2 separate regions of the Homo sapiens genome follow, and region 2 is linked to region 1. The links are chromatin loops, found by intact Hi-C in ENCODE. Cell type or tissue: mammary epithelial cell. All regions are shown on one strand. Links, peaks and the distances in the headings refer to the core of each region. The heading gives the core; the rest is flanking DNA.

The links. Peaks named below come from ENCODE experiments on the same cell type or tissue, not always from the same donor. Only the 100,000 strongest peaks of a DNase experiment are listed, where the experiment ranks them.
Region 2: it touches region 1 in a loop (3-fold over the local background); 3 of 110 quality-filtered maps call a loop at or near these places.

The regions. Positions count from the first base shown.
Region 1 is chr18:34,490,223-34,495,614 of GRCh38, reverse strand. It overlaps a transcript of DTNA not described here. Among named protein-coding and RNA genes, the nearest start is that of DTNA, 220 kb to the left of the region's middle. RefSeq lists a silencer at 1,650-1,779. In mammary epithelial cell, for the core only: no CTCF peak of the experiment used is centred there; DNase peaks (open chromatin) are centred at 1,774 and 2,324; H3K4me3 peaks cover 1,157 bases; H3K27ac peaks cover 191 bases; H3K27me3 peaks cover 616 bases.
Region 2 is chr18:34,120,786-34,126,177 of GRCh38, reverse strand. All of the region lies in intron 2 of NOL4 (nucleolar protein 4), which reads left to right. Among named protein-coding and RNA genes, the nearest start is that of NOL4, 100 kb to the left of the region's middle. In mammary epithelial cell, for the core only: a CTCF peak has its summit at 3,263 (motif pointing left); a DNase peak (open chromatin) is centred at 4,847.

The sequences.
Region 1 (5,392 bases), core at 224-5,223:
TTCTTCTTTTAAAACCGCCCAACTCTCGCCAGAGTGAGTGGGTTAAATATAACTAAACTTCCTCAAAAATCTGGAAGATGGTGTTCTGAAGAAAACGATGGTCATGATCTGAACAAAGAACAGACTAATAACCTATGAAATTTAAAATTAAGTGCAAACAAACATATAGCTTTAGCCATTTGCTTTATAATAATTTACTTTGCTGATACATCTTAACGGCTGAAAATCTCAACTTTATGGTGAAATGCAACTTTAATCATTGTAGGACATGCAACTTTAATTACTGTAGGACACTTGGTTAATTGTGCTGAAAGGAAACTACTCAAACGTTATTTGCCATAATTTTAGTATTGAAAGTTAGAAGAAGAAAAAGTAGAAAAAGAGTTAATTGTTCTGAACATGCAGCACATACCTATTAAGGTTCATCTTCATAGAAAGATGTGGTCAGTATAGAAGACTTTAGGTATAATGAGTTGATTAGGGGCGCATGAAAAGCCCAACTAGACTCCTAACACTTAATAAATGTATGACCTTGGGTAAGTTATTTTATCTCTCTGTGCCCGGATTTTCTCACCTGCAAAAGTTGTTTAATAACATTACCTACTCCCTTGGTGGTCTAAGAATTAAGACAGTGAATAAATCTAAGCCATATAGAACCGTGGAACATGTGGAACACTTTTTTCCTAAAGTTTCCACCTTTGGAATAAGCAAAAGAAAAAAAAAACCATTATTTTTTAAAGAAATCAGTAACTGTACACTTCAACAATACAAGTATCTCTGAGGTTCAAAAGGAAATACAAACACATTAAATGCCAAGTGATGACATATAACAGGAAAACATAAGCATCAACTCAAAAGACAATTTTTTTAGAATAAGAATAAATGTAAAGCATGGTAAGCTTCACTGCAAGGCACATCCAATATTTGCGCCTCCCCTGCCCCCTCCCCCTGCGCCCCTCACGGCCAAGTTCTACAGTTATCTTTCCAAAGCCATACCCCAAGCCTACTAAACAGCAAAGTTTTACCTTCAAGTCCCAGGAGTGGTACCACTGAGTCCCAGCCTCGCCGTCGCCACCCCTCTTCTCTCTTTGGCTTTGGTCTTTTGACAGACACCTCTCTTCAACTCCCACTCCGGATACCAGAACGAACCTCCCGCCTGCCCTCTGTCCAGCAGAAAACTTCGAAGTGGGCAACAGGCTATAAAAGCCGAAGACACTCACCCCCGTGCCCACCCGCCCCCGCCGCCCCCCGTCCCCGGGGCCCGGAGCCCACTCCCACCCAGGCATCGGCCCGGGCACCGCAGTGCACTGCAACACGAAAGGACGCCGCTGGCTGCAAAGGAACCCAACGCGGATGTCCCAGTCAGTACCCCTCAGACTGTTCCCCGACGTGAGTATCATCCCTAATGGAGGTAGACACTCCACCTCCCACCAGCTCAGCCCGAGAGGATGACCAAGAGGGCAGCGACCACAACGAAAACAACTCAACCCGCGACGCGAAGGAGCCGGCTGCCATAGCCACCCCCCGAGCGGCGCCGCGGCAGCAGCAGGGGCTGCGGCGCTGCGAAGGCCTTCGAGGGCGGGGGAGATTTACCTGCGCGGCCCCGCGCCCCCGGGCCGGACATCCTGCAGCAGCCGCTACCGCCGCCCCGCGGGCCTGAGGCGCCGCCCGCCGCCCGGGGAGGCGCCGCGCCGCAGTCCTGGCTGCGGCGCCCGGCACATGCTTCGCGCTAGCCGCGGCCGGCGCCGGCGCACAGGTGGGAACCCCGTGAGTGGGCGTTGAGGCGAATCCCTGCCCCCGCCGGCGCTCTCCGCCCGCTTCCACTCTTGACTTTGCTCGGTGCGCGGCGCCTGCCCTTGCTCCAGCGCCGAGCCGCCTGTGTCCGCGCCCCGGCGCCGTGGGCGGCTGCGGTCCCTGCGCAGCCGGGGCTGCGCGTCATGTGCACCTCCCGCCCCGCGGCGGGCTCCTCTGCACCGGGCGGCCGGGGGCAGCGCGGCAGCCCGGCCTCGCGCCCACTCCTCGCCCGGCACACGGACCCCCTCCACCCCCGCGCCCTCCCCCACTCCGGAGCTGTCAAAGAAGAAAACGCCGTGCACACACCTTGGAATGGACGGGCGCTTCAGTCACTGACTCGCCAAACTCTTAGAAGGTGTCCATTGGTCTGCAGGGAGGTTTGAGCCTGGAGTAGGAGCCGCTTTCTTATTATTTAATAATGTTGGAAGTGCCGGGTCCGCTGCCAGAGTTGTGGGTCATGTGGGCACAGCAGAGGCTGGCTGCTGCCAGTACCAGGGTTTCCTGAGGATCCTGAAACTATGATCTCATCCTCCTCATCCGCCTCCCCCGCCCCTCTCTCCGCGGGCGCGCACGCACAGCACACACACACACACTCACACACACACTCATGCTGAATGCACTATCTTCCTTCCTGGACCGAAATATTCCTCTAGGGAAATAGTGGGCACGCTCGTCATTGAAAAAAAAAAAAATCCTTCAGATAGAGATTTTTCTCTTCCAAAGCTTGATTTATGTGCTTTGTTTATTTCCTACAGTTTTCCCTCACACGTGCAGGAGATTGGAACAGAGAATCAGGTTTAAAATTAAAAATAATTATTCTCTTATGTTGACCCAGATTTTGGTCAGAACCCAAGAACTTAAACAGTACAATTTCAATTTAAAACAGAGGCAAAATATACAAGGCTTGAATATGGAATATTCTTAGATGTATGCAGTGGGTTTCTTTCCCAAGCTGCAAACATTCCCCAAACATTACCTCATTTATTTGCAGAGCATCTTTGCAGAGGAGGTGGATGAAAAGGCAAATAGTATTGTCACTTCAGAGACACAGAAGCATAAGTAAGATAACATGACCTATCCAAGTACACATAATAAGTCAGTATCTCACTATAAATATTAATTGCATAGCTACTCACAGGTTGCTTTTTCACTATGATCAATTCCCAGATACTTAGTTTACTGAAAATAATGAAAACATTGTTGATTATTTTTAAGTTACCAAGATTGAAAATTATTTTATCTTACTATATGTATGTTTTCATATAATTTTCTCTTGTATTATATTTCCAATTTCACGTTTTCATATAATTTTCTTTCTTTTTGGAGGAATGTGGCATGTATATGCATACATTTATATCCAATTGCATTGTTTAAATCCTTAGATAGTAATTTCAAGCAATTTTAGCCAATGTTTCTGAAGTAGTCACCAATTTCATAATTTGTATATGTCATTCAAACCCCTTTCACCTGGTGTATGTGAAGAGCTACGCTACATTTTGAAGGATAGAAAGAAGTTTAATATAAGTATCTGTCTTTAGTTTACATCTAGTTGTTGAAACAAGATACATATACTGAATGACTGCAGATAAAAACCTTTATTATTTTGGTGGTGTGAGTTATCACAAAGAAAGTACAAAATACACTTATTTTCTTTTTACTTAATTTCTGTTCCATGTTCAAATCATCTCATTTGCCTATGTGCCCTATATTTCAATCTGTCATTAACCCTCCTACCTTCTAAATGGCCAAGGTAATTATGTCTAACCTTGCCCTTCTCTTACACTGGCACCATACTCACATAAACAGTAAATGGGGATTGTTTTATGTCGTAAAATTTCCCAGAAGGAACACTCTTGGGTAGCTTCTGTTCAGTGTAGATAAGGAACTCCAGCAGCTAACTAGCCTTCTAATAACCCAAAAAGAAAACAAATAGTATGAAAGAGAGAATGGTCAGAGAAAAGGCAGAAGAGAAAGCAGTCAAGAGGGGGGAAAAGGAGGGGGAATTAAGTTACAAGATAAGAAAGAAGAGAAGGAAACAAAAGGAGAAGAAAAAGAGGATCAACTTTCGTGTGAAAGCTAAAATTTTCCAAATTTTGGTGCATGGAAAACAAATTCAGGAAATTGTAGACTTTCTTATTGAATTTTTTTTTCCTAAACAAACTTACAGGAATTTGGTGGCAATGACACCAGGTGTTGGTTCTGCAGAGGATGTGCTGAAAGATCTCAAGTTTTTAAAAAGTATAGGATCCGCTAAAAGAAATATGTAGACCTATTAGTATAGTGTAATAATAAAAATGACAATGGGATCAAATAGCCATGGTATATAAATTTTTAAGAAGAAATTAACACTGAAATTAAGGGAGATAGATGGGAAAGCAAAGGCACTGGTATAATAAAGTAGGCAATGAAGAGATAAGTTTGCAATATTTAAAGCAAAATAATATTAATAATATATTTTAAAGCACTTTCAGATTTTTCCAGATCTTTTCATACATTTTTATGGAGTCTAATAATAATCAGAAGTAGTCCCCTTTATGGACTTCATTTTTAAAGAGTGATAATTGTCCCTAATTTTTTGTAATACATGTTGAATGGAGAAGTACTCAAAATTTTCATTCATTGTTTTGAAACTATTATATTTTCTGATCAGTCAACTCTAAATGTTACTTAGTATATCGTCTTCCAATACTTCTCCTAAACAATAAGTCTAGATGGATTTCTGGGCGTAGATTGTAACAGTGATTTATAATCCAGGATTTTACACATGCTTTTGGAGTTAAACTAGAAGCTTTAGTATGCAGCAGACTCTAATGGCTTTGCAGCATTCCTGGGAGATTTCTGCAAAAGAGGTGGAGGGCTAAATTGAACAGCAATATATCAAGAGCACTTTCCTTTTGATCAGCATACTCATAGCAGGATTTGTTTTAATTAGAGATATATTTAGGTTTGATGATTATTACATGTGTTTCAGAAGTGCATTACAACTTCGGTGGCTCAACAATTACTAGCAGTTTGTGTCAGAATTCCTTCATTTGGGGAAAAATATTTTTAATGTGGTTATGCACAAACATTTATGGTTTGTACTAATTTAAGCTATCATTATCAACGAAAATACATTCCTGATGTTTATTGTTTTGCTCTTACAATTTCTTGCTTTTTAAAATTATAATTGATATGAGAATGGCCATGGGTAAAATCAGAATGTTCACTATATTATGTTAATAGTAAAACTCTATGTGTGTACCTATGGTTTAATATGTAATGATATATAGAGTATACATGTGCTTTGGGTCAAATGGGGATGGTTACTATTATCTATAAACTGATAATAGTTTGGGGGCATGAGGAATTAACAATTTTGGAGTATTTAAATGATTCAAAAGAGTTGAAAAAATAAAGACACTGCTATTTTATCAATTAGAAGCTCTTACCCCTTGGATGTAGACTGTTTCAGGGAAGAATGGGGTCTTGAAAAACACAAAATATACATAAATTTTGCTTCCCCAACCGACTGGTTAGCTTTCAAGAATGAGAAGTATGTTAGCAGTCCCACACGGGTCAAGAAAATAGATCAACTGAGCTGTGGCGTGGGGAATTC
Region 2 (5,392 bases), core at 193-5,192, 370 kb after region 1:
TATAGTAAACTTGTGATTGGTGTTACTTCTCTCCTTCTTTGTCCAATCACTACTCATGTTTCACGTAGAAGGACAGGCAGCAAAATTAGCATAGCTCTATCATTTACCCTAGTTACAATTATGGATCTAATTTCCTAGGCCCGCTCTAATGCCTCTGTGTTGGTAGACAGGAATAGTAATAACTTCTCATGCAGGCATTTTTTTTTTTTTGGTGCATCCTGTAGATGTCACTATCCCTGGAAGTCCACGGTTTGGGTTTATAAGAAAGCATGAGGAAAGGCCAGAGTTCTTGTGTTTAGGAGCTCTCCTGCCAAATGAAACTCGTGAGAGTTTCAGTTATTTCATTTGCTTTTCCCAAAGATTAAATCTGTTAAACTAATTTCAAATTAATTTTCTGGAAAAAAATAAAATTGTCTCTTTTTTTAAAAAAATGCTTTTAATATGAATGGAATATTCCTTTCCAGAGATATGCTGTAGAATAGTAACATATTCATGTAGAATCTCTACAGCCTTACTCCGAACATTAATAAAGAAAATATTTATACTATCATATCTAGGACACTTAACCTTAAAACCCTAGTTAGCATTATTTTTTGCCTAGTTCTTTTTATAAATATCTATTGGTTCACTGTCTCTATTGCTAAATAGAATATTCTAACTTGCACCAGTTTCTGCTAGTTTGTCATGTAAAAATTCCCAGAATTTTTGTCAACTTATAATGGGACTAATTAACCAAATTTGCAGCCATATGGTGTGGAAAAGTAGCACTAAAGTCAAACTCAAGAATTCTGAACAATTCATGTAGCCTCTTTGTGCATAGGCCACAATTCACTCACATATATGATATAATTCTGTAGTCTAAGACAGAGTTTGTAGAGTTTGCAGATCTTAACAGTATTGAAATAGGGGTTTATCTACATACCTTTTTGATTCATGCCAGGAAGTCTTTGGTCTCAAGCACATTTTCCTTCTGTGTCATAGTGCCTCAAGTTTTACAATTAGAACTCAATCTATTTGGGTTAAACCATTGACCCCTGTATTTTTATATAAAATTCAAATATCATTAGGCAAGAGAAGGTGGAGAATCAATTAAGCTGCCAGCAGTCATTGATACCTTATATGATCATTTAACATACTTGTTTCTGTCTCTCATCTCTAGCTAAATTTAACTTAAGTCAGGAGTGAGATAGAAAGAAAATGTGAGTTATTGGCATAGAGCAATCTATTGACCTCCCAGTTAGCATAGGACCTGTCTGATTTTTTTTTTTTTTTGAGACAGTTTTGCTCTTATTGCCCACACTGGAGTGAAATGGCATGATCTCAGCTCACTGCAACCTCCACCTCCCGAGTTCAAGTGATTCTCCTGCCTCAGCCTCCCAAATTGCTGGAATTACAGGCATTCACCACTATGGCTGGTTAATTTTTTTGTATTTTAAGTAGAGATGGGGTTTCACCATGTTGGTCAGGCTGGTCTCAAACTCCTGACGTCAGGTGATCCGCCTGCCTTGGCCTCCCAAAGTGCTGGGATTACAAGCATGAGCCATCGCATCAAGCCTTGATTCTTATATGAGTCCTAATGTGGCATCACACCTAATAGCGTTTGGTATGTGTTTGACAGTTAGAAGTTAAGAAGCATGTCATCAAGATGAGGAAGAAGTCTCAGCAAACTCCACAGAAAAATCTTTATTTTCAAAAAAAGGGGAACTATGTCTATTCAAAATATTTAAAAATGTTGGAGTATATTTTGAAATAAATGAATATCATTAAATGAAAAACTGAGAATTACATACATTTCTTAGAAAAAAATACTCTCTAGGCACAATTCACTCATAGAATATAAAAATACTGTGTGTTTGAGTCTCTTTCACTTCTTTTTACTATTATGAATTTTTCCCTTTCTTGCCACGGATCTTAGTGCAAGTATAGATTGTCTTTGAAGCAGAGGGGCTAAGAAAATCTCTATCAGGCTTAGAACTTAATTTCATTTCTGTAGCCAAATGCTTTAATGTAGAAAGAAAATTAAGGCAAAATAACACAACAGACAAATATAGGTTCCTGCCTTTTTAATACAGATGCATTGTTTTTTCCCCATTTTATTATTACAAACTAGAGTACCTTAAATAAGCTGCTGTTCTGGATGTCTAACAGAGATAGAAAAACTTTAAATGAACTATTCCAAGTTCAAATTTTTGGTAAACTTTGTCCAGTATTGAACTCATTAATAATTTACACTGTTACACAATAAATTTGTGATCTAGAATTGTATTTTATAGCTAGTTTACCTTAGAGAGTTTATCAGTATAAAATAGCACTCAAATGTAGATATTTTACAGATAATTTTGTTAGGTTATTTTGCTTTATGTCTCTCTATATAAATATAAAATATCTAGATATATCTATAGCTATCTATAGATAAATAGATCTATGTCTTTCTATATCTATATAGACATATATGTATCCATCTATCTCTCTATATATACATATATATCTATTAGATATATAGATACATATCTATATATACATATGTAGGTATATCTCTCTGTATCTATATAGATATAAATATAGAAAGATGTAGATCTATCTCTCTATATATATTCTCATATATATATAGAGAACCATATATATATATATATATATATATATATGGTTATCACATATATAATGATATCTCATTTGAGGTAGAATATAAACACATTACTTTTCACATTGGTTTATTTATCAGTTACACACATACACACACACCCCATATCCACACAAACATATATAGGTTTTACACAAGTGATTTCTAAATATTAGCTACAGCTACTGAATATTATTCAGATTATTGTCAGATGTGTACAACATCTCAGAAGGAAACAGTTAAAAATAATTCAGCATGATAATTAAATTTATTAACTAGCAATCCTAAAACAAAAGAATAGCTTACTGCCATTCATTAAAATTGAATTATATATCTCATATAGGTGTAGTTGCTCACCGCAGTGGCCAGAGTAATACTGCAAATCTGTTAAGATTCAGAAGCTGTCTTCTTGGTAGTGGAGACAAAAAAAAAAAAAAGACGTAAGAGCTTATCCAAAGAAGTTTATCATCAGCTAGTGTCACACACCACATCATCAATAATTTTTATATTAAATTATAATATCCCAGTGAATATTCTTTGAAATATAATTTACCTTTTGGAGAAACTTCATTAGTTGTTTATGACAGCCTAGTAAATTACTACTTTAGTGCTCCCTAGTGGTGAAAAGGAGCCAATGCGGCTTTAAAAAGTAGCTGGTTAATGCCTCCTAGTGGGTGATTCTCACTCAGATCGAGAGGTTTGTTTTCCTTGCTACTCTGATAGTGTAAAAAAAAATAAAATGACCAAATTTCTTAAAGTGCCTGCATGTATGCACCTGTATAAATAACTATATAGGTAATGAATTTGCAATGAGTATAATAGCAAGGAGATGTAAGACATGGGAGACTGGCATGAGATTGTGGAGACAGAATGGTCCAGCTTTGATGCCAACTAGACTTGAGTTTAAATCTTGATAGTGTAAGTTCTACATGTGTGATGTTGGCATGTTATTATTTTGTAGGGTTGTTTTTAGGGCCATAAATAATATAGGTAAAGTTTTAACATAATAATTGCTTCAAACACTATAGATATTATAATAATGTGACTAGAAAGATGGTTTTTTTCTTTTAATATGGAGTTGTTTTTGGGGTAACAGATGTTCTAAATTGCTTTTTTCCCCCTCTTAATCAGGTAATGAAAAGCTTACTTCTTTTTTTGTGTCTACTATTCTCCTTAGTGACCTATGGATAACACCCACCCATGTCTTCATTTATGATTTTCTCATAAATTTGAGAATATTATTAACTAGCTTTATGAGCAGCAGACTTAGTTGTCTTATGATAAGTAAAGAACCAGCTTTTACCTATTTTTATCCATCTATCTCTTCTGCTCCCCATTTCCCCCTCCACCCTCATTTTCCTGGGAATGTCCTCTCAGAGTGAACACTTTCCTCAGCTGAATTTAGTTCTTTGGTTACGGGTGAATTCTGAAAGAAACTGAGTCAGTAACCTAGTTGCTCTTCTGAGAATTTGGAATTTGGAACAGGAAATTTCTATCTTTCTGTGCTTTTTCTTATCAATAGATAATACATAGACGTGATATATTTGGTCAGATATATTCATTAGTGTCTAATTATTTACATAGTCTAAAGTGTTATCTCTCAATTGGGCTATATAGGCCTTAGGGGCAGACAGGTGGCATTGTCCCAAGTACTCCAGGCCTTTTGATATCCCATAATATGTTAACTTTCAGCACCACCAAACCCCAGATACTGTAATAACCAAAATGCCTTCTTGTTCTCTATTTGCAAAAGTCACCTAGTGAGAACAGTAAACACTCCCAGTTGAGAGACATTTTATAAAGGAAACCACATAGCCAGTTCTCTCCTTGGTACCTTTGAAAAATGTGTTTCTTATTTGCCAGTTGTTTAGCAATTCAATAATTCAGACAACTGATTCTGCAACCATAGTGCACTGTCGTCATCTCACAGACTCTGCACTTTGCCTCTTGCATAAATACATGAACGATATGCAAATTACTGGAGTCCCTAACAGAATGAAGTGAAATCTTCGCCGTCTTTCTCTGTCTCCCTAAGATGGCTAATTATTGCCTGCTTTGAGTGGCTACAGCAACTGTATTCTTGGATATGTGTTCAAAAAGAAATGCTTGCTCCCCACAGACCAGCAGTGTGTAAGAAAGGTAAACTTTAACAAGGGGAGTTGCAACAGAAGTCTAGGAGGTTTTGAACATGCCAATGAACTCTAGACCAGAAAAGTGGCATTCTTTGTGGTTCTCCCCTAGGGCCCAAGGGAAATATAAATGTATCATATTACACATACTCTTCAGGAAAAATCAAGACAGGAAGAGGTTTTCCACACTCCCATGTAAGTACTTGTGTCTTTTAATGTAATTCTTCATGTCACAAGTAATTCTATAAACAATGACTTTGCTGAGTTATCTTATTTAATGCAATATTTAGGAATTCTCTTTATTTTATGAATAGTGAACATGTATGAAAAAGATCTTTTTCATTGCCCATCTACTTATTTTTTCATCTAATATAAGAATTCTCTGTTATGACAATCTTTTCCTTAGCAGCCAAATATTCAATCATAAGAAATAACAGCTGAATGTGGTGGCACATGCCTGTGATCTCAGTGCTTTGAAAATTAATTATAATTTAACATAAACCACTTTCTATTTTCTGCTTGATTAACTTCAGTCTACTAATGTATACTGATATAGTACCAAATTCATCTGATGGTGCCCTAGAATGCTGCTACCTGTATATGTTTTCCTCCTCTAGTTTCTTTATATCATATGGTGAAATGC